Linked DNA regions of Homo sapiens: all the other regions are linked to region 1. A link is an interaction called in ENCODE POLR2A ChIA-PET data of the cell type or tissue named here. Cell type or tissue: OCI-LY7. All regions are shown on one strand. Each heading gives the region's core, and the rest is flanking DNA. Links, peaks and the distances in the headings are about the cores only. Region 1 overlaps DUSP22 (dual specificity phosphatase 22). Region 2 has its middle 32 kb from the start of DUSP22. Region 3 has its middle 22 kb from the start of DUSP22.

Region 1 (8,170 bases), core at 1,244-6,243:
ATACAGCACTGCACACACCAGAACGCAGAAGCCCAGGGCAGATGACTCTCCAGACACCAGCAGATACAGCACTGCACACACCAGGACGCAGAAGCCCAGGGAAGATGACTCCAGGCACCAGCAGATACAGCATTGCACACACCAGGACGCAGAAGCCCAGGGCAGATGACTCTCCAGGCACCAGCAGATACAGCACTGCACACACCAGGACACAGAAGCCGAGGGAAGACGACTCTCCAGGCACCAGCAGATACAGCATTGCACACACCAGGACGGGGAAGCCCAGGGCAGATGACTCTCCAGGCACCAGCAGATACAGCACTGCACACACCAGAACGCAGAAGCCCAGGGCAGATGACTCTCCAGGCACCAGCAGATACAGCATTGCACACACCAGGACGCAGAAGCCCAGCGCAGATGACTCTCCAGGCACCAGCAGATACAGCACTGCACACACCAGGACGCAGAAGCCCAGGGAAGATGACTCCAGACACCAGCAGATACAGCATTGCACACACCAGGACGCGGAAGCCCAGGGCAGATGACTCTCCAGGCACCAGCAGATACAGCACTGCACACACCAGAACGCAGAAGCCCAGGGCAGATGACTCTCCAGGCACCAGCAGGTACAGCACTGCACACACGAGGATGCGGAAGCCCAGGGCAGATGACTCCAGGCACCAGCAGGTACAGCACTGCACACACGAGGATGCAGAAGCCCAGGGCAGATGACTCCAGGCACCAGCAGATACAGCATTGCACACACCAGGATGCAGAAGCCCAGGGCAGATGACTCTCCAGGCACCCGCAGATACAGCATTGCACACACCAGGACGCGGAAGCCCAGGGCAGATGACTCTCCAGGCACCAGCAGATACAGCACTGCACACACCAGGATACGGAAGCCCAGGGCAGATGACTCTCCAGGCACCAGCAGGTACAGCACTGCACACACCAGGACGCAGAAGCCCAGGGCAGATGACTCCAGGCACCAGCAGATACAGCACTGCACACACCAGGATGCAGAAGCCCAGGGCAGATGACTCTCCAGGCACCCGCAGATACAGCATTGCACACACCAGGACGCGGAAGCCCAGGGCAGATGACTCTCCAGGCACCAGCAGATATAGCACTGCACACACCAGGACGCGGAAGCCCAGGGCAGATGACTCTCCAGGCACCAGCAGATACAGCACTGCACACACCAGGACGCAGAAGCCCAGGGCAGATGACTCTCTAGGCACCAGCAGGTACAGCACTGCACACACGAGGATGCGGAAGCCCAGGGCAGATGACTCTCCAGGCACCAGCAGGGAGAGGGCCACACTGCTCTTCAAGCTGTGTGCTGTACCTATCTCCCTGAGCCAGCCTCCCCTTCCCGGCAGGATGCGGCAGCCTGCCTTAAACACAGCTCCCTCCTTAGGGAGGCACGAAGCGCTGCTGGGAACACTGTGCCTGTTTTGCAGTTGGCTAAGCCAGTGAGCTCTCGGAGCCCCTCGCTGGTGATGGAATGGGTCCCTCAGCTGCAGATGGGTTACAGGCTTTGTAGACTGCCGCTTGTCTTCAGGCTTGGACACAATCTGCAGCATCTAGGAAGCCCTTTCTAAACAGCACGGATGATCCCTCCAGCCGAACACCACATCCTCCCTCTGGGATCATACTCTAGAAGCTGTTTTGAGAAAGAGGCAAACACTGACCCAGAGCAGGGTGCTGCCCTCCAGGGCTGGCCAGTTCTGCATGGGCAGGGCTGAGGCTCAAGACACGCAAAGGCTGGACGTGGTGAGTGCCACGGGAGCTCAGGGCAGAAAGAACGTCCACGGGGTGGGAGAGTGGAGAGAAATGAGAACAGCGGCTCTTCTGTTTCTCCTCAACACCAGGAGGGACACCCCTCTGTTATGCAGCAAGTTAATATTAGAGACGTGCTGCATTCCTGTGCTCCGCGGCACTCACTGCCTGAGGTTCGCGGCAGCAGGTGTGGGTGGGAGAGCGTGTTCCTTGCTCTGATTAAGGATGAGCGGGTCACTGCTCCCAGGCCTCCCCAGGAAGGGCGGCACTCCTCCAAGCCCTCCACCCTCTCCACGCCTGCCGCTGCTAGCATGGCACAGAAGGAGGCCCTAGGTCACCTCGGTCAGAGCCCACATGTGGAAGCACAGGGGAAGAGAGTGCTCCGGCCACCAAGGAGGCTAGAGGACACTCACTGGGGTAGCCATGCGGCTGCAAGCCCACTGCTGAAGTAGGAGCAGCTGCAGAGGTTTCCATCAGAAAAGGCAGGAAACCTCAGCTTAAAGGAACAGTTTTTAAAAACCAGGAAGCCAAAAACCAAAAACACTTGGAAATGTTATCTTCCTTTGCTAGTTATGAGATCTTTTCTTCTTCAGGGCATAGGGTGGAGCCATTCCATAGTGCAATTTAATTGCACTCTCCATCTGCTCTCACTGACAATCATGTAAAGGAGACTTCGAACTGCTTCCACTTGGGTGCTGCGGGGCTGATCTCCTGGAACAAGGTATTTCATAAAATAGATATATTTGATTTGTACCTATTCTACCCCGGCGAGGCTCTGCCTCCTCCCAGGTCAGCACAGCTGAAATGATCCTTGAACTCCTCTGCTTAGGAATAATTTCCAAGAGTAGGAGTCTCAAGCCAAGGTCTGAGCTCTGCTCTGTTCACCCCAGAGTTACAAACTGACAGGGAAATCTGTGCCTATACAGCCATCCTAAGATGGCAAAGGGACGCCCTAAGAGCCACTTCCCCGCGTCCTCTCCTTGCACTGATAGTGGCTGCACCTCTCACGGAAGGAGCCAAGGGCCTTGTGGATTAACCCCCACTAGCCGGGGAAAAACCTGAGAACAAAAAGTTGGACCTCAAGAGAAAGAAGCTCTAACTCAGATTTCAGATGCACCTACTTCGTTCCCACGCCCAGAACTTTCACCATGCATTTCATTTGCTTTCCCATGGGAAAAGAAGGCCAGAGCTAGCTGGCGATGCCCCTGCTCAGTGATGAATGCTGAAACTTGACGCTGGCAGTAGCTGCGGTGATAACTGAAAGGAGGGAAATAACTTCTCAATTCAAACCTAGGGTTTGATACTGTCCACCTCAACACACACACACACACACACACATGCACACACGCCTTTAAAACATCCCAGGGAGTCTGGCCACACAGAGGGGAACACATTTTTAAAAGCATGGACAGAGCTTGTTCACAGCCTGTAATAAGGTGATGAAACTAGCTAGGTGCTATTGCTTCACTCTCAGAGTTTTAAAATAAGATTGGAGCACTTCCCTTGCAGGTGTGGGCAAACACAAGGTCCACCTGCATTGCCTAGCAGGCAATGATTATTCAGAGCACCTGAAAACAGCAGATTTGCTTAAACCAGTCTTTGGTAAACTAGGGCGCATTTTCTTATGGCTAAAAACAACAATGGTGCCCAGAGAGCCCTTTAACCCGGCTTTGGGTCTTAACCAACCTACCCCCTTTAACTTCCCATTCAAACTTCCTATTGCAGACTCGAAGGCCCCCCCCCGCCCCACCAAGCAGCCATAACCCACGGAATCTCCCTGGACTAGATGTCCTCTTCCATCACCACCACCACCATGATGCTTAAGCTTTCTGCTAGTCAGCCAGCCACACACGGTGCTGTCCCGACCCGGAACAAGAAACACTCTTTCCCTCCGTGGATGCTCTCCACGGATATTCTCCTTGGTTGTTTCTACCAACCTAAGCCTGTCTTCTCTTTCAAACGCCTTACAGAATTGCATCTCCTCTGAAAGCATTTCAGACTTGCTATTCACGTCACCTAGTCTCCCCTTTCCAGTGTCCACAGCACCTAAAACAGCCAAACACGAGGGTCTTCTTGGGTTGGAATCTGTGAATGAGAAGCTGCAAAATCTCAGCTTGGGGGAAGCAAAACTCAAGCTCTACACTGGGGCCAGAGTACCCTGAGGCGCCCCTGCAGGGAACCCCAAGGACTGCACTCAGAAGAGCTGAGACTAACTAGAACCCACACAAGGGGTTACAGGAGTAACAAAGATGTGTGTCTCCCAAGATCACGTGTTCACAGGCTGTGAATTCCATTGCATAACACCACATAAAAGCAAGACGCTGGAGGATGGCCCCACCATCATTCCCTAGTCATGCTGTCCTAGCATTTTCTCCCATGGTTTTATTTAAGAGCAATGGCTTAGATACACTATGTAGATGATATGTATACACTATGTAGATATGTATACACTATGTAGATATGTATACACTATGTAGATGATATGTGTACACTATGTAGATGATATGCATACACTATGTAGATACACTGTGATACTGTGATGCCCAAATCTTCACGTCCAGCCGAGACCTCTCTCCTGAGCCCTGGACCTGTATTTCTATCCAGTGATGAATATCACATGAACATTCCACCCATGACTGAGCTTGGTCCCTTTCTTCCACCCAGCTCTGTTTCCTGGAGCACTCACATCCCTGGATGGCAGAGCCATGGGTACTTATAGCCTAATTAGCTGTACCCTCAGGCATCCCTGACTCCCCAGTCTGAGAAATGACTCTCTTTCTGTATTTTGAAGACGTCTGATGAGTTTATGGCTGTTGTAACTTCTCAATGGATTGTTCCTTTTTTTTTAATGTAGTTTCCCTCTTTACCCTAATTATTATTATTTTTTCTTTTGCTTTCAATTCCATTTTATCTCACAAAAACTATCACTATGCCATGTTCCTTTTGCTTGATTCTTGCTAGAGAATCTTTCCCCTTCTTTCATTTTCAACTTTGTTATGTCACTTTATGGAAGATTTTCAGATCAAATCTGACTCTTTCACTTCTAAAAAATATCCAGTCCCCAGCATCCCAGTTCAGACCCTCATCACTTCTAACGAGGATTACTTCAAGAGCTTTCGAGGGTCTCTGGGGTACCCAACTCCCTCACTCCACTCTAACCTTGAGACAACATCCTGCAAAAGAAATCGGAATGTGTCACCTGGCTTTGTTCATGAATCTTTGCTGGGTCTCTGCTTACTGCAAGATGAAGTTCAGACTCCACAGCTTAACAAACAATGTCTTTGCTAATCTGCTCTGAGCCTGCTTTTCCAGTCCAGCCACCCTGGTGAGCTCCCAAAGTGCCAGGACACACCTTCCCTTGCATGCCCCATCCCTTAGTGCACCCTGTACCTCTGCACACACAGCTTTCTCTACCCAGAATCCCACCTCCAACTCACCTGTCATCTCCATCACTGCCTGGCAAACCTCTATGATCATTTAGGACCACACCAGATTTTCACCTTTGGTGAAGCCTTGCTGTCTTGTCTGCCCTGCAGTGTTAGCCGCCTCCCCTGGGTGCCCAGGGCCCTTGCCTCTGGTATGCATTTTTAAGGATTTACACGCCTGTCAATCCTTAATGTTGGGACACATCTCACTTCTCTTTGTATTTTATCCCCAATCCCTGCTGCAAGGTAGGTGCTCAATAAATGTTTGCTGAGTCTGGAGGAGTAACAACTTCCAACGTAGCCAAAAGGAGAACTGAAGACAGCACCACCCTCACCCGTACTGACCACCGCCTCCACTCTATCATCAGGTGGGGCTCATCTCCCCCTCCCTGACCTGCCCTGAAGCACTAAACCTACAGAAGACACACCCCTCACCCTCCCTCCCCACTGAGTCAAACCGCACTAGTCCTATAAGGCTGCCTCAACACCCCTCTCTTTACAAAGTCTTCCCCAAATCTCCCAGCCCATGACCATGCAGCCCTTGCGTGGACTGGCAGAGCCCATGCCATCTATGATAGGCACTTTGGCACCCAAAGGCAACCAGGCTGCAGTGGTGTCTATGCACACTACACTCAGTCCGAACACGGAGGAGCCCACGCGCTGCATGCTTCTCCCAAGACCTTGGTTTCGATATCCTGGCAGATCTTGCCCTTCACACATTCCCCAACGTGGACAGGGTGAGATGCAAACCAGGAAACCCACTCCAAGAATGCAGAGTCCTCCACACACCTGTGCCAGGTGACTGCTCAAGTACAGCCGTCAGGAGGAAATGCTCAGACACCGGGACTCAACATGAAGGCAACATCTAGGAAGAGTGTCCTGCAAAAGTCTTCAGTTGTAAGGAGAGGCTGGTCAGTGAGCACGAGCCCTAGAGAGAAGGTCCCCAGCTGAAGGACAGGGTACCTCTAGGAAGCCAGGCCAAAAGAGTTCTTTGATTTAGAAGTTTAAAAAACCATGTCCTCCCTAGACTCAGTTAAGTACTGGAAGATCTCAAGCCCTCTGAGTCCAGCCATGCAGGAGTTCTAGGGCTCCATTTGCAAGTGAGTCTGTGGTAGCAGGACCAGCCAGTGGAGGGGCCGCTCTTACACACCCGACTGCCACACGAGAAACCTAGATACAGCTTGCTTCAAGAAAGAGCGATTACTAGACAGTTTTCGATCCCTGCTATAATCATTTCTATTTGAGTCATATCTATTTAAATCTGGGGTTGGCTTCAAACAAATTTGCCTCAACACACGAAAGCTGCTGTAAGCTTTTGGTACAGCAAAGTACCACTGATTCTGGGTGGCTTCAAAGAGGTTTTCCTAGAGAGATGAAAACAACTGAGGTGTGCTGGAAACAACTGTCAATCTGAAAACCATTCCAGGTCAAACAGCAACTGGTTTTCAAAAGACTTGGACCTTTCTAGCAACTTGACACCCACAGTGTTTTTCGGTAAGATAGCTGAATTCACCCACGCTGGAAACAATGGCCAACGCAAATGGGAAATCTTGCCCAGTGCTTCAAGCTGTATCCCCCGGGCATCTGTGAGTCCTAAAAAAGGGCACAGATTCATTTTGTGTCCAATCATTCAGGTAGAAATAGATCACACAGGAAAGAAAGTCTAGACCAGTAAATACATGTCTTGGGCCATCTTCTCCCTTTGAAGATTGAAGATTAAGATGACTGAAATAAAGTGGATGACATACTTTGCTTTGTACCAATCGGCCGTGGACAACAGGATGTAGCTTGCCTGACATCATGCATCACACATGCATCTATGAACACAGCGCAGCCAAACACAGATCACCTTCCAGCCAGGCCTGAACATTCAAATGAAATCTACCTGTCATTACCAGACACCCAGAGCATGGCCCACAGACCCCCTTCCCTTCTTTCTCCCACTGTCTTCACTCGAATAGATACTTGGACATGATCTTATTGTGACAAATAAATTCAAGAATTTTTTTTTTTTTTAAATAGAGGAAAAAGTGGGAATCATCCTTCCCTCCCTCCCCTCCCATTCTAGTTCTCTAGGAAATCACCAGTTTGAGGAGTCTGGCCTGGTCCTTTCAAACCCTTATCTGTGCATTATCATGCATATAAATGTAATACAGAAATACACCATTGACTTTAAACTTTACATAAATGTGATTATATGATGGGTATCATCCTATAACTTGCTTCCTTTTCTTAACAGTGGACTTAACCCTGTGAACACACAGACGTCTTCCTTTTCTTGTTGAATTGCTGCCGAGTATTCCTTAATATGGATGAACCAGCACTGACCACTCCCCTTCTGCTGAATATGTGGGTTGGCTCCAATTTGTTGCCATTACAAACAGCGCTGCCATGAATGGCTGCACACTTGAACATCTGTACACATCTGTGTGTATGAGATGTGTGGCTTTGGGGGTTTATCCTCCTTGTGCCTGGAGAAGGGCAACCTATAGCTTCTGTGACTTGCAGGTTCTGGACAGGAAAGGCCCTGGGGTCCTGAGAGCTGAGGCCTGCTGTGGTCACCTGGGGAAAGGCCCTGGGGTCCTGAGAGCTGAGGCCTGCTGTGGTCACCCCCTGGGGTCCTGAGAGCTGAGGCCTGCTGTGGTCACCTAGGGAAAAGGTAGGGCTGGAGGTGATGGCCTGCATGTCAGCCTCAATGGCTGCTGGAGGAGGGCCACAGGCAATGAGGCTCTCCCTTTACAACCAGAACACAAGTCCCTGTGCCCTGAATGTCCTCTTAGCTTTTCCTAATGAGGATAAGCTCCATGAAGTCTGTGACAGCGTTTCCACAAGCTGTGTGCCAACCCTGGCATGGGGCTTGACCATGGCAAATCCTCCTTTAATTGACTGTCACTGTCTGTGTCTTGGATGCATGGTCCTCTTTGTAGAGCCAAGCTTTTAATGACAAGCAAAGGTAGCTC
Region 2 (8,170 bases), core at 1,196-6,195, 61 kb after region 1:
CATTTAAAAAGATATAACAATGATAAACATATATGCATAAAACAGAGCCTCAAAATATATGAAGCAAACTAGTGGAATTGAAGGGAGACAGAGTTCTACAATAACAGTTGGAGATTTTAATACCCACTTTCAGTAATAGATAGAACAACTTGGCAAAAGATAAGTAAAGAAACAGAGAACTTGAACAACATAATAAACAATTAGATCTAATCGACATGTACACAACATTCCACCCAACATAAACAGAATACGATTCTTCCCAAATGTTGGTGGAACATTTTCCAGGATGGATCATATGTTGAGTCAAAACAAGTTTCAACAAATTTTAAAAGAAAGTATACAAAGTATGTCCTTCAACCAGGAACAGAAACCAGGAACAGAAGGAAAAATGGAAAAGTCACAAATATGTGGACATTAAATTACATGCTTTTAAACAACCAATGATCAATGAAATAATCACAAGGGAAATTAGCAAATACACTGAGATGATTAAAAACTTAAGTATTACATACAAAAACTTATGAATGCAACAAAAGCAATGCTTAAAAGGAAATCTACAGCTGTAAATGCTTACCTTTATTTATTTGTTTGTTTGTTTGTTTTGAGACGGAGTTTCACTCTGTCGCCCAGGCTGGAGTGCAGAGGTGTGATCTCGGCTCACTGCAACCTCTGCCTCTTGGGTTCAAGCAATTCTCCTGCCTTAGCCTCCTAAGTAGCTGGGATCACAGGTGGACGCCACCACGCCCAGCTAATTTTTGCATTTTTAGTAGAGATGGGGTTTCACCATGTTGGCCAGGCTGGTCGTGAACTCCTGACCTCAGGTGATCCTCCAGCCTCAGCCTCCCAAAGTGCTGGGATTACTGGTGTGAGCCACTGTGCCTGGCCAATGCCTACCTTTAAAAAGAAGAAAGATTTCAAATCAATAAACCTAACTTTACACCTTTAGGATCTAAAGAAAGAAGAAGAAAACTAAACTTCTTTCTGTAAAGCTAGAAGGAAGGAAATAAAGATTAGAATGGAGATAAATATAGCTGAGAATGAAAAAAATAGGCCAGGTGCGGTGGCTTGCGCCTGTAGTCTCAGCACTTTGGGAGGCCAAGGCGGGTGGATCACGAGGTCAAAAGATCGAGACCATCCTGGCCAACATGGTGAAACCCCGTCTCTACTAAAAATATAAAAGTTAGCTGCGTTTGGTGGCATACACCTGTAGTCCCAGCTACTTGGGAGGCTGAGGCAGGAGAATCACTTGAACCCAGGAGGTGGAGATTGCAGTGAGCCGAGATCATGCCATTGCACTCCAGCCTGGCGAAGGAGCGAGTCTTCGTTTAAAAAAAAAAAAAAGAATCAATAAACCCAAATGTTGGCTTGTTAAAAAGTGCCACAAAATTGGCAAGTCTTCAGCTAAAGCAGCAAACCAAAAAGAGAGAAGACACATATAACTAAAATAAGAAATGAAAGTGGAGGTATTAGTACAGATTTTACAGAAATAAAAAATTATAAGAGAATACTATGAACAACTGTATGCCAACAAATTAGATAACCTAGATGAAATTGATGAATTTCTGGAAACACACAAATTACCTGAAGTGACTCATGAAGAAATAGAAAATCTCAACAAATATAAAACAGGAGATTGAATCAGTAATCAAAACCTCCTAACAAAGATATGTCCAAGACCAGATGGCTTCACTGGTAAATTATACTAAACATTTAAAGAATTAACACCAATTCTCTATAAACTCTTCCTCCCATCCTTGAAATAGAGGAGGGAATACTTTTTATGGGAACTCATATTATAAGGACATCATAACCCAGATGTCAAACTAGAAAAAGACATCAGAAGAAAAGTATAGACCAATATCCCATATGAATAGAGATGCAAAAACTTCAACAAAATACTAGCAAACCAAATCAAATGACACATTAAAATAATTATACACCATGACTCAGTAGGATTTACCCCAGGATGCAAAGGTGGCTCAAAATTTTGAAATAATCAATGTAACAGATCAATTAAATTAATATAACAAGGGGAAAAGATGCATGCTCATCTCAATTGATGCAGAAAAGGCATTTTCAACCCCCTTTCATGATTTTTTTAAACCCAGAAAACTAGGAAATAGAAAGGAACTGCCTAAATATGATAAAGAGCAATTATAAAAAACCCACAGCTAACAGCATACTCAATAGTGAAGCTTTCTCCTTTAAGATTTTTTAGATTTCCTCCTAACAAGACAAGGATGCCCACTTTCATTCCTTCTATTCAACATTATAAGTTCTAGCCACAAAAATTAAACAAGAAAAAGAAAGGACAGGCATTCAAATGAAAAAGGAAAAAGTAGTACTATCTCTATTTGTGAGGACATGATCCTATATATAGAAAATTCTAGAGTCGACAGGAATACAAATCCAGCAAAATCACAGGCTACAAGATTAACACAAAAAACTCAGTTGTGTTCCTATATACCAGCAATAAACAATCAAAAAAGAAAATTAAAGCAATTCCATTTATAACAACTTCTAAAAGAATAAACACCTAGAGATAAATGTAACTAAGTGGGTGAAAGAATTGTACAGTGAAAACTACAAAACTTTGCTGTAGGAAATTAAAGAAAGAAATTAAAGAAATAAATGGAAAGACATTTTGTGTTCACAGATTAGAAGACTTAATACTGTTAAGCTGTTAATAGTACCTGAAGCAATACATAGATTCAATAAAATCGCTTTCACAATTCCAGCAGCCTTTGCTGCAGAAATGAAAAAGTCAATCCTCAAATTCATAGGCAATTGCAAGGGCCCTGGAATAGTCAAAACAATCTTTAAAAAGAAAAACAAATTTGGAGGAGTCACACTTCCTAATTTCAAAGCTTACAAAGTTACAAAAAGCAAAACAATGTGGTACTGGCCTAGATATAAACATATAAACCAATGTAATAGAATGAGAGTCCAGAAATAAACCCATACATCTATGGCCAATTTATTTTATTTTATTTTATTTTATTTTATTTTATTTTATTTTATTATTTTATTTATTTTTGAGATGGAGTCTTGCTCTGTCACCCAGGCTGGAGTGCAGTGGCATGATCTCAGCTCACTGCAAGCTCCACCTCCCGGGTTCACACCATTCTCCTGCCTCAGCCTCCCAAGTAGCTGAGACTACAGGCGCCCACCACCACACTTGGCTAATTTTTTTGTATTTTTAGTAGAGACAGGGTTTCACCATGTTAGCCAGGATGGTCTCAATCTCCTGACCTCATGATCTGCCCACTTCAGCCTCCCAAAGTGCTGGGATTACAGGCATGAGCCACCGTGCCCAGTATGGCCAATTTATTTTTGACATAGATGCCAAGTTCATTCAAGGGAGGAAGTAATAGTCTTTTCCACAAACAGTGCAAAGACAATTGGATTTCAATATGCAAGAGAATGAAGTTGGACCCTTACCTCACATCATATATAAAAGTTAACTCATGGATCAATGATCGTAAAATCTTTGAATACACAGAAGATTTTTTTAGGGCAGTGAAAAGATTCTGTATAATACTGCAATGATGGATACATTTGTTTAAACCTGTAGAATATACAACACAAAGTGTGAATTCTAAGGTAAACTACGAACTTTGGGTGATTATGGTGTGTCAAGGTAGGTTCATTAATTGTATGCACCACTCTCATGAGATATTTTGATAGTGGGGGAGGCTGTGCATACGTAGGATAAAAGGCACATGGGAAATTTTTGTATCTTCCACCTAATTTTGCTGTGAACCTAAAACTCCTCTAAAATAATAAAGTCTTAAAACAAAACTCTTAGAAGACAACATAGGAATAAGCTGTTATAATCTTGAGTTCAGTAGTAGATTTTCAGGACACCAAAAGCACAAGAAACAAAAGAAAGAGTAGATAAATTTGACTTCATCAAAATATTTGTATATCAAAGGACATTATCAAGACAGTAAAAGACAACTACAGAATGGGAGAAAATATTTGCAAATCATATATCTGGAATGGGATTAATATCCAGAATATATAAATAACTCCCGGAACTCAACAACAAAAATACAAAACATATAACCCAATACATAAGAAGGAGAAAGGACCTGAATAGACATTTCTCCAAAGAAGATTTGCAAATAATTGGTCATTAATCTCAACATTATTAATCATTATAAAAATGCCAATCAAAACCACAATGAGACACCACTTTACAGCTACTAAGATGACTATAATTTTAAAAACACAAAATAAATGTTTACAAGGATGTAGAGAAATTGAAACCTTTGTACATTGATAGCAGGCATTTAAAATGGTGCAGTCATTGTGGAAAACAGTTTGGTGTGGTTCCTTCAAAAGTCAAGTGTAAAATTGCCACATGACCCAGCAATTCCATTCTTACATATATAACCAAAGAATTGGAAGTGGGGACTCAGCTACTTGTATGATAATGTTTATTGCAGATTGATTCTCAACAGCCAAAAGATGGAAACACCCCATATCCATCAGTATATGAACGGATAAACAAAATGTGGTATATGCATACAATGCAATATCATTTAGCCTTGAAAAGGAATAAAATTCTGATACATGCTACATATGGATGAACCTTGAAGACATTATGCTAAGTGAAATAAACTAGTCATAAAAAGACAAATACTGTACAGTTCCACTTATATGAGGTACCTGTGTCAGGCAAATTCACAGACAGAAAGCAGAATGGTCGTTGTTAGGGGCAAGAATGTGGAGGGAAGGAGGAGTTATTGTTTATTAGTTAGAGTTTCAGTTCAGAAAGATGAAAAAAGTCCTGGCAATGGAGAGTGGTGATGGTTGCACTACAATGTGAATGCGATTAATGCCACTGAACTGTACACTTAAAAATTGTTAAAATGGTATATTTTATGTTACGTATCTTTTACCACAATAAAAATTTATCTAAACTTTCATTTTTGCTTTTTAGCTACCTGGTTAAAACGAAACAAAGATGTAAGTTTGGGGTTTATTTTTGACCATTAAAGAGCACTCAGTTTGTGGTTGTAATATGCTTCCTGCAATATAGTAAGCCTTAAAACGAAAGTGTCTCTTGCACAGCCTAGATGGTCAATAAATCCATTGTGTAAATTTTGTTGGTGTTTGTGATTTGTCACCTATGCCTTCTTATAATAATTGTCCCTTGAGGAACTGTCTCAATGAGAATCCTCAAAGTAACTGTAATGTGCCTTATAAATATGTTGATTTATGCAGGGGTGTCCAATCTTTTGGCTTCCCTAGACCACATTGGAAGAAGAATTGTCTTGGGGCACACATGAAATACACTAACTATAGTTGATGAGCTAAAAAAAATTGCCAATAAATTAAAAAATCTCATAATGTTTTAAGAAAGTTTACAAGCTTGTGTTGGGCCGCATTCAAAGCCATCCTGGACTGCGTGTGGCCCATGGGCCATGGGTTGGACAAGCTTGATTTATGTGGAAGCACATAAAAGGCAAATGCACACATACGTGAAATTCTCTCCAAAGATTAATTACTTGGTCACCGCAGTTTCTTTCCACCAGAATGTAAATTCTATTTTGTTTAGTGCTGCATGCCTAGCTACTACAATAGCATATAGTAAGTGCTCAATAAATAACCGTTGAAAGAATTCTAACACTAATTTGAAAGAAATCCTCTGTCTTCAGCTTCTTAGCTTGTAATTTTGATGTTAGGGACAAGCAACATGGAAAGACTCCCAAAACAAAAGAGGCACCAGTGTCAGCAGCAGGGAAAGGGAAGAGGGGAGGAGGAAGCGATTGCGTGCCCCCATGCCCACAGAGGGGTACTGGGTCCCCAGTCCTGTTCATCTTTGCTGGTGCCTATCCTGGTCTGAGGTTGGAGCTCAGCTCATTGCCTCTGTTGGTGGGACCATGCTGGCAGTACTGGGAACAGAGTGTTTATTGAAGAAGTGAGATACAGTGGCTTTCACAAGAGTTTTCAAATGATCATTTAAAACTTCATCACAGCCCTATTCACAATAGCAAAGACATAGAATCAACCTAGGTGTCCATCAACTGTGGAGCAGATTAAAAAAATGTGGTACATATACTTCATGGAATATTATGCAGCCATAAAAAAGAATGAGCTTGGCCAGGTGCAATGGTTCACACCTGTAATCCCAGCACTTTGGGAGGCCAAGGCGGAAGGACCACTTGGAGCCAAGAGCTTGAGACCAGTCTGGACAACATAGCAAGACCCTGTCACTACAAAAGTAAAAAATAAAAACTCAGGCAAGTGTGGTGGCATGCACCTGTAGTCTTAGCTACTCAAGAGGCTGAAGCAGGAGAGTTGCTTGAGTCCAGGAGGTCAAGGCTGCAGTGAGTGACAGAGCACAATCTTACCTCTATCAAAAAAAAAAAAAAATGTCCTTTGCAGCTGGAGGTCATTATCCTAAGTGAATTAATTAACACAGGAATAGAAAACCAAACACTGCATGTTCTCACTTATAAGTGGGAGCTAAGCACTGGGCATTGGGTACACATGGACATAAAGATGGAAACACTAGACACTGAGGACTACTAGAGGCAGGAGAGAGAGATGGGGACAAGGCTGAAAAACTAAGTTGGGTGCTATGCTTACTACTTGTGTGACGAGATCATTCACGCCCCCAAGCCTTAGCATCATGCAATAAACCCATGCAACAAACATGCACATGTACATCTTGAATCTAAAATACTAGTTGAAATTATAAAATCAAATAAAACTTTTTCTGGGCTTTCAAATTTTGATGCCCTATGGGCAAAGCTACACTCAGCAAAGCCTAGTGTGCACAACAGCATTTGCAGTGACCCACTGGAGTGACCAACCAAAGGGAGACCTATTCTCTTGTCCCCACCTGCTCCTGCCTCTGCCAAGGAAAAGGAAATGCCCGACCTTTCAGACATTGGAAATAACTTTTTTCTTCTCCTTACCCCTTTCTAACTCTTCAGTATAGATGACTAATTCTGCTGCTCATTAAGGGTTGGGGTCACTGTGTAAAGGTTCACCACTCCCCTCTCCTTGGTGTGCTTTCTGTCTCTCTCATCATTTTTTAGAACAGCCTGGTCACAGGATGCACCTGCCCTCCTCTCCTCCATGGGGTGAGCCCAAGGAGCCAGGTGCAGCCCTTGTGGGGAGAGGCCCACAGCTGTCCTGCCTGTGGGTGGGTGGGCCTGGTTAAGTTCAGTGGAAAACCATTCAGACCTTGGGTCCAAGTGGAGGTTTTTTAACCCAGCCTTACCAGAAATAAAGCCAATACACTGACTTATATCTGCTTTCTGTACCTGGTCTTAAAGCTGTAACTGGCAGAGGTGTGGTAAATTTACCTTCTCAAACCCCAACAACAATGGGTTTGATTTTCCTTAGGCACAAAAGACATTTAAAAGTGAGCAAATAAAGATTAGCCAATTCCCTTACATAATAGTTCTGCAGGGCTTTGGCAAGGCTGAAATCAAGGTATACCAGGTTTAGTTCTGGAGAAGCGGAGGACTTGGATGCATGCTTGTCAGTGTGGGTGTCTTCATGGAAGCCTAATTAGCACTTCCCGTTCCCACCTGAGGCCCGAACTAAGCAATCAGCCCAATGAGTACGGATGAAGGTATACTGAGCTTCCCTCCTAAGCTTGTCAAATCTAGCAGTTTTCATTTTTAAACATTACAAAGTTAACTTCTTAAACTTAAAAAAATCCGCTTGTGAGGAGATGTTCTTCCAGGGAAGTGATTATCTGTCTGAGGCACTGACTTCCTCTTAAAGAAAAATTGGAAGTTTTCTTTTCCCCATGGAGATGGCGTCAGAATTAGAATTGCCACATCAAGGGGAGATTTTTCATGATTAGTCAACCAAAGGCAGTCAGAAAAAGATGAAGTTATTTCAAAAAGGAAGCCGCTCCTCCAGGAAGTATTTTTTTCTAGCACACATTTAGTGTTTTAGAGGAAAATGTGTTGACTTTGTAAATGGATATGTTGTCCTTCAATAACACGAGTGGAATTGTCATGCTGAGAAATTTCTTACAAACTTTATTCTTCAAGGAATTTTAGATCTAAGTTAAAATTTTAGACTTGATTTAAGATCATGATCAGCTTACATTTTTTCAATGTCAAAGATTCCTTTCTTTAAAAAGTCCCCATGAGATATGAAATAGATAAATTATGGAAAGTATAACACTGTCACA
Region 3 (8,170 bases), core at 1,013-6,012, 51 kb after region 1:
TACCTGAAATCCTAATCGTTACTTTTAAAACAAATAATAAAGTTATTTTAATTTTTAATAGCATCATTAAAGTTCCCATAGATTCTACTGAATCACAGGTTAGAACTTTTTGTTTTTATTTCATATACCTGTATTTCTTAACTGCTATAATTCTAATTCTGCTAAAAGAAGAACAACTGCTAACTATTTGTCTTTGCTTGGTTGAGTTTATCCAAGTTGGTAGAGGAAGCGACAACAATAACAACACAAAACAAAACTTCAGATCTAATTCTGAAGAAAAATCAATAACAGCGTAGAAATGTCTTTGTCTTCGTAGAGTATGGACTGACAAAGGAAAGATAACACTGAGCATATCTAGGCACATATCACAGGTTTTAGGAAAACACATTTTCTTTCTAATTCAGAGAATATATGGGTTTAATCTTAAATTCTTAAATAACCAAAGATTCTTTTGGTTCTAGCAGAAAGAAATTGAATTTACTGGAATAATACTGGATGTATGTATTAGTTTTCTATTGCTGCTCTAACAAATTACCACAATTTTAATGGTGTAAAACAACACAAATTTATTAGCTTACTGTTCTGTAGCTGTAACATCTGTAACATCTGTCAGAAGTCAGACATGGGCTGGGTGCAGTGTCTCACAACTGTAATTCCAGCACTTTGGGAGGCCAACTCAGGCATATAACCTGAGGTCAGGAGTTTGAGACCAGCCTGGCCAAAAGTGGTGAAACCCCATCTCTACTGAAAATACAAAATTAGCTGTGTGTGACGGTGCATACCTGTAATCCCACCTACTTGGGAGGCTGAGGCAGGAGAATCACTTGAACTCAGAGGCAGAGGTTGCAGTGAGCCGAGATTGCACTACTGCACTCCAGTCTGGGTGACAGAGTGAGACTCTGTCTCAAAAAACAAAAAACAAACAAAAAAGAAACCAGACATGGGTTTTGCTGGACTAAAATCAAAGTTTCAGCACACTGCATTCCTTTCTGGAGACTGCAGGGGAGAATGTTTCCTCCCCACACGATTTGTTGGAAGAATTCAGTTCCTTGCAGCTGTAGAACATAGGTCCATGTTTTCTTGTTGCTGTAAATTGAGGCCAGAGGTCACAGGATTCCTTGGCTCATGGCCCCTTTACTCCATCTTCAAACAACAGTGGCTTGAATCCTTCACACATTGCGTCACTCTGACCCACTCTACTTTCATTGTCTTCCACTTTTAAGGACTCATCTTTAGTTTCAGTGTGCATATATATATGCACACATACCTACAGAGGGATGTCAAGGAAGATGGCCAAGTAGGAAGCTCCAAGAATTGTTCTCTCTGCCTAGTCAACAGTGGTATTGCCAGAACCTGACTGATGTAATGAGTTTTGGAACTCTGGAGTCTATTTGAAGATGTCTAGCTTCCAGAAAGAGGCTTGGCTGAGATTTAAGGATTAGGACATTCAAAAGAAATTGCTTATATGAGGAAATTTGGAAAGTCAGTATGCATGTCTAGGGAAAGATACAGACTCAGAAAAGACCTGAGGTAACCTTAAGTTTACATCTCAGGCTGATCCCCAGTATAGAATATATATATATTTTACATATATATGTAAAATAAAATAGTCTTGACAATTCAGAATAATGAATCATCCCATTGAAAATACTTGAAATATCCTCTTTAAATGTTCTTCATATTTGTTGAATAGTAAAAATAATTATTATTATGATAATAGAATGTATTAAGCACATATATATTTTACATATATGTTCTAAATATATATATATGTATATATATATCAGTAAAGACAGAAAACAGAAATTCTGGAGTTGAAAAGTACAATAACAAATATAAAATTCACTTTGGTGAAGTTTTGAAACTCTTTAGTTTCAAAAGCAGATTTGAGCAGGCAGAAGAAAGAATCAGCAGACTTGAAGATGGGACAATGGAAATTACTGAGTCAGAGAAACAGAAAAAGACTGAAGAAAAGTGAACAGAGTCCAGGGGACCCATGGGACACTGTCAAGGAGACAAACATATTCATTGTGTCAGTTCAAGAAGAAGAAAAGAGAAAGAAAGTGATTTAAATACATAGTGGCTATAAATGTAAAAAATGCTAAAGGAAGATTTTCAGGTTGAAATGAAAGGATGCTAGAAAGAAACTCAAAGCCATATGACGAAATAAAGATAGCCAATAGAGGATTTACATGGGTAATTATAGAAGTTAATATAATTGTAATTTTGTGTTGTAACTCCCCTTTTATTTTCTATGAGTTAAAAGACAAATACATAGAGAAACAATGATTAGTCATTGTTTTTGATCATGTATAATTTATGACATCAACAATTAAAAGGTACAGACAGAGCTGTAAGCTTGTGTAAGTTCAAATTAGACTGTTATAAATGGAGGTGTTAAATGTAATTCCCATGGAAACCACAAAGAAAATAGCTATAACATATATACCAAAAGAAATGAGAAAGCAATTAAAATGTTTCACTACAAAAACTCAAACAAAGTAAGACAGTAATGTGAAAGATGAAAACAAAAGGCAAAATGGAAAACAAATAGCAAAATGGCAGAAATAAGTTTCTCCTTACTAGTGAATATTTTAAGTATAAATGAATTAAATTATCAAACGAAAAGACAGAGATTGATGAATAAATTTTTAAAAATAATTCAACTATGTGCTGTCTACAAGAGACTCATTTTAGATCCAAAGACACAAAAAGGTTGAAAGTAAAAGGATGACAGAAGATATTTCATGCAAATAGTAACCAAAAGAGAGCTGGGGAAGGGATAGAAATATTATACAAAATAGAGTTAAGTTTAAAAAAAAGTTGAAAAGAGACAAGGAATGATATTAGATAGTAATAAAAGTTTTAATATAGCAAGGTGATATAACAGTCATAAACATTTACACACCTAATAACAGACCCACGAAATACATGAAGCAAAAATGGACAGAAGTGAAGAAAGAAGTGGACTGTTCTACAATGATAGTTGCAGACTTCCATAATCAATAGAACAAGCAGACAGAAAATAAGCAAGGAAATAGAGGACTAGAAGAACACAATAAACCAACTACATCCAACAGACATGTATAAAACGTCCCACCCCACAAAAACAGAATACATATTCTTCTCAAATGCAGATGGGACATTCTCTAGGATCGAACATATGTTATGCTACAAAACTAGTGTCTATACATTTTTAAAAGATTGATATTATTTTTATAAAAGTGTCTTCTCCGAATATAGCAAGTTGAAGTTAGAAATCAATTAACAAAAAGAGAAAACTGAAAAATTCACTATATATGATAATTAAACAACATTTTCTTATGCAATCAATGGATCAAAGAAGATATCACAAGGGAAATTAGAAGTTACTTATAAATAAGTGAAAATTAAAACAATATACCCAAATTTATAGGATGCAGTGAAAACACTGCTAAGAGGGAAATTTAAAGCTGTAAATGCTTACATTAAAAAAGAAGAAAGATCTCAAATCAACAACCTAAATTTATACTTTAAGGAACTTGAAAAAGAAGAACAAACTAACCCCAAAGCTGCAGAAGGAAGGAAATCATAAAGATTAGAGCAGAGATAAATGAAATAGAGAATAGAAAAACAATAGAGAAACTCAGTGAAGCCAAAAGTTGGTTCTTCAAAAAGATCAACAAAATTGAGAAACTTTAGCAAGATTGACTAAGAAAAAAAGAGAGACGACTCAGATTACTAAAATCAGAAATGAAAGTGGAGACATTACTACCAATTTTTCATAAATATGAAGGAATATAAGAGAGTACCATGAATAATTGTACACCAATAAATTAGCTAACCTAGACAAAATGGCCAAAATTCTAGAGACACAAAATCTACCAAGACTGAGTCATAAAGAAATAAAACAATTTCTGGGAGGCCGAGGTGGGCGGATCACCTCAGGTCAGGAGTTCAAGACCAGCCTGGCCAATATGGTGAACCCTTGTCTCTACTAAAAATACAAAAATTAGCCAGGCGTGGTGGCACATGCCTGTAATCCCAGCTACTCAGGAGGCTGAAGCAGGAAAATTGCTTGACCCTGGGAGGCGGAGGTTGCAGTGAGCCGAGATCGTGCCACTGCACTCCAGCCTGAGCAACAGAGCAAGACTCTGTCTCAAAAAAAAAAAAAAAAAGAAAGAAAGAAAACATTTTAGTAGATCTATAACTTGTGAGAAGATTGAATCAATAATAAAAAAGTTAAATAAATAAATAAATAAATAAATAACTTCCAATCAAAGAAAAGCCCAGGACCAGATGGCTTTACTGATACATTCTACCAAATATTAAAAGGAGAAAAAAATACCAATCCTTTCCTGACTCTTCAAAAAATTCAGGAGCAAGAAACACTTCCTAAGTTATTCAGAGGACAGCATTGCTCTGATACCAAAACCAGGGAAGAATGTGACAAAAAACTATAGATGAATATCCATTATAAATATTGAGGTAAAAATCATCAAGAAAATACTACCAAACCAAATTCAGCAGCATATTACAAGGATCATATACAGTGAGCAAATGGACTTTTGTCCTGCAATGCAAAGATGCTTCAACATATGGCAATCAATCATGTAATACACGACATTAACAGAATGAAGGAAATAGAGAATAGAAGTAAGTTCTCTTCTTCTTCATCAATAATTTCCATTGATGCAGAAAAAGCATTTGACAAAATTTAACTCTTAACTCTTTTTCATGGATAAACAACACCTCTAATTACCATCTCAATTCAGACTAGGGCCTCAACAAATACATTTGGGGAGGACACAACACTTAGTCCATAGCATAGCCACAGAACTTAGGCAAGAAAAAAGAAATAAAAAGCATTTAATTTGGAGAGGAATAGGTAAAATCTTTCTGTTTGTAGATGACATGATCTTATATAAAACCTGAAAGATTATACACACACACACACACACACACAACTAATATAAAAATTCAGTAAAGTTGCAGAATGCAAAATCAACCACAAAATTATTTGCTTTTCTGTACACTTACAATGAACAATTCAAAATTAATATTTAAAAAATTCCATTTATAATAGCGCTTAAAAGAATAAAATCTTTAGGAATTAACCAAGGAGGTGAAAGATGTGTACACCAAAAACTAGAAAACTTTGTTGAAAAGAAATTAGGGATAAATAAATGGAAAGACATCCCATATTTACGGATTGTGACTTAATATTGTTAAGATATCAATACTACCCCCAAGTGATAATCCACAGATTGAATGATATCTCTATCAAAATCCTAACATTGTTTTATGTTGACAAATAGAAAACTCCTACAATTCATACAGAACTTAAGGGACCCTGAATAGTCAACGAAAATCTTAAAAAAAGAAATATCAAGTTGGAGCATTCACACTTCGTGATTTCAAAACTTACTACAAAGCTACGGGTAATCAATACAATGTGGTAGTGACATAAAAACCGACATATAGACCCATGGATTATAATAGAAGGCCCAGAAACAAACCCTCACACATATGGATGTATGATTTTTGTCATGGATGCCAAAAGCATTCAAGGGGAAAATAAATATTTTCAACAAATGGTGTTGGGAACCTGAACATCCATATTTAAAAAAAATGAAGTTGCACCCTTACCTAACACCATGTGCAAAAATTAACTCTAAATGAATCAAAGACCTAAACATAAAAGCTGAAACTATAAAATTCAGAAAACATAGGGGAAGGATTTCATGACATTGGATTTGGTAAATATTTCTTAGATATGACACCAAAATCATGGGCAACAAAAGAAAAAAATAGACAAATTGTACTTTATCAAAATTAAAAAATTTTTGCCCAGAAAACACTATAACCACAGTTAAAAGGGCAACCCATTTAATGAGAGAAAATATTTGCATATCTAATGGGGTTTAATACCCAGACTATATAAAGAACAATAACAAAAATCACACAACCCAATTTTAAAATGAGCAAAGGACTTGAACAGACATTTCTCCAAAGAAGATATGCAGATGGCTGATAAGCACATAAAAAGATGCTCAACATCACTAATTATTAGAGAATTTCACGTGAAAACCACAAAGAAGCACTACTTCCCACTCATTATGATGGCTATTATAAAAAATATAAAAGCAATAGAAAACAAAAACAAGTGTTGACAAGGATGCAGAGAAATGGAATTCTTGTGCATTGCCGGTGGGAATATAAAATGATGCAGCCGCTGTGAGAAACAGCATGGCAGTTCCTCAAAAAAATTACACATAACATTACCACATGATCCAGAAATTCTACTTCTGCAGAGATACACAAAAGAATTGGAAGCAACGACACAAACAGATATTTTTATAACCATGTTCATAGCAGTATTACTCAAAATTAGTCAAGAATAAGAATAACCCAAAGGCACATTGATGAATAAATGGGGAAACAAAATGTGGCATTCTCTACTCTTTAGAAGCAAGTCATCCAGCAAAGCCCCACATGCATGAGCTGGCAGAGGCGGGGAGGGAGGACTAAGCGCATCTCCTGGGGAGCAAGGTATTACATAAATTATTTGTAATCCTTCCATGTGAAAGATTTGTCTGTTCTTGTCTATTTACATATTTATTTGTTTTCTTTTATTATTATTATACTTTAAGTTTTAGGGTACATGTGCACAATGTGCAGGTTAGTTACATATGTATACATGTGCCATGCTGGTGTGCTGCACTCATTAACTCGTCATTTAGCATTAGGTATATCTCCTAATGCTATCCCTTTCCCCTTCCCCCACCCCACAACAGTCCCCAGAGTGTGATGTTCCCCTTCCTGTGTCCATGTGTTCTCATTGTTCAATTCCCATCTATGAGTGAGAACATGCGGTGTTTGGTTTTTTGTCCTTGCGATAGTTTACTGAGAATGATGATTTCCAATTTCATCCATGTCCCTACAAAGGACATGAACTCATCATTTTTTATGGCTGCATAGTATTCCATGGTGTATATGTGCCACATTTTCTTAATCCAGTCTATCGTTGTTGGACATTTGGGTTGGTTCCAAGTCTTTGCTATTGTGAGTAGTGCCGCAATAAACATACGTGTGCATGTGTCTTTATAGCAGCATGATTTATAGTCCTTTGGGTATATACCCAGTAATGTGATGGCTGGGTCAAATGGTATTTCTAGTTCTAGATCCCTGAGGAATTGTGCATATTTATTTGTTTATGCAGTTTATGTTAGTATGGACTCACGATGTTTATTTTACACTTTGGGTTATAATTCAATAGTATGTTCTCTATTTTCTTGTTCACATGGTTTCAGCTTTGGCTGTCGGGAGCTCTTCCAAGTTGGCTCCTGTGTCACTTGTTCACATCCCAATTGCTTTATTTCTTTTCTTGCTGGCACTGCAAGACACTCCGGGTCTATCTTGTATTTTCCCTGTCAGTCCCATAGTCAGCGATTTCTCCAAGGAACCCTGGCTCCTTTTGTTGAAGAATGATTAGAAATTAAGACCTTGGCACTGGGTATGCCCATTGCCACTGGGGGCTCACTGACTCAAGGCCCTCTCAATGGGCAGACCTAGGATGTAAATTGTATACTAACTCATGGACACACACGGCTATAATTATTCTGTATCTGTCCATCTATATTAAGCTAACCTGAGTTCATACTTATGTCTCCAACTCTAATACGGTACCACCAGTACCACAGAGTTCATTCTAGCCTTCCCAAGGAGTGATATTTTGAAATTTTTTCCCCAGAAATATCAGTTTATGAATGCAGTTTTACATTTAATTCCAGAGAGCCCTAAAACATAGCACCATGGGCAACACCCTCCAGTGGCTCCCCCATTGCATATAGACTCAGTACCAACTCTTTTTTTTTTTTTTTTTGAGACAGGATCTCACTCTGCTGCCCAGGCTGGAGTACAATGACGCAGTCTCCAGGCACTGCAGCCTCTGTCTCCTGGGTTCAAGCAATTCTCCTGCCTCAGCCACCCAAGTAGATGGGATTACAGGCATGTGCCATCATGTGTAGCTAATTTTTTTTGGTATTCTTAGTAGAGACGGGCTTTCACCATGTTGCCCAGGCTGGTCTGGAACTCCTAAGGTCAAGTGATCCATCCACCTGGGCCTCCCAAAGTGCTGGGATTACTGGTGTGAGCCACTGTGCCCAGCTGACTCCATACCAACTCTTGA

What was found. ChIA-PET counts read pairs that join two places held together with the same protein. Peaks named below come from ENCODE experiments on the same cell type or tissue, not always from the same donor. Only the 100,000 strongest peaks of a DNase experiment are listed, where the experiment ranks them.
Region 2: POLR2A ChIA-PET joins it to region 1 with 6 read pairs; 4 of 35 experiments call an interaction of 5 or more read pairs at or near these places.
Region 3: POLR2A ChIA-PET joins it to region 1 with 5 read pairs; 5 of 35 experiments call an interaction of 5 or more read pairs at or near these places.

The regions. Positions count from the first base shown.
Region 1 is chr6:318,194-326,363 of GRCh38, reverse strand. All of the region lies in intron 3 of DUSP22 (dual specificity phosphatase 22), which reads right to left. Among named protein-coding and RNA genes, the nearest start is that of DUSP22, 30 kb to the right of the region's middle. RefSeq lists enhancers at 1,498-2,309, 2,820-3,029, 5,765-6,064, 6,845-6,904, 6,985-7,034 and 1 more. In OCI-LY7, for the core only: a CTCF peak has its summit at 3,915; DNase peaks (open chromatin) are centred at 2,443, 2,773, 3,293 and 3,933; H3K4me3 peaks cover 2,589 bases; H3K27ac peaks cover 4,174 bases.
Region 2 is chr6:256,880-265,049 of GRCh38, reverse strand. No RefSeq gene overlaps it. Among named protein-coding and RNA genes, the nearest start is that of DUSP22, 32 kb to the left of the region's middle. In OCI-LY7, for the core only: no CTCF peak of the experiment used is centred there; no DNase peak of the experiment used is centred there; H3K4me3 peaks cover 771 bases.
Region 3 is chr6:266,835-275,004 of GRCh38, reverse strand. No RefSeq gene overlaps it. Among named protein-coding and RNA genes, the nearest start is that of DUSP22, 22 kb to the left of the region's middle. In OCI-LY7, for the core only: no CTCF peak of the experiment used is centred there; no DNase peak of the experiment used is centred there; H3K27ac peaks cover 908 bases.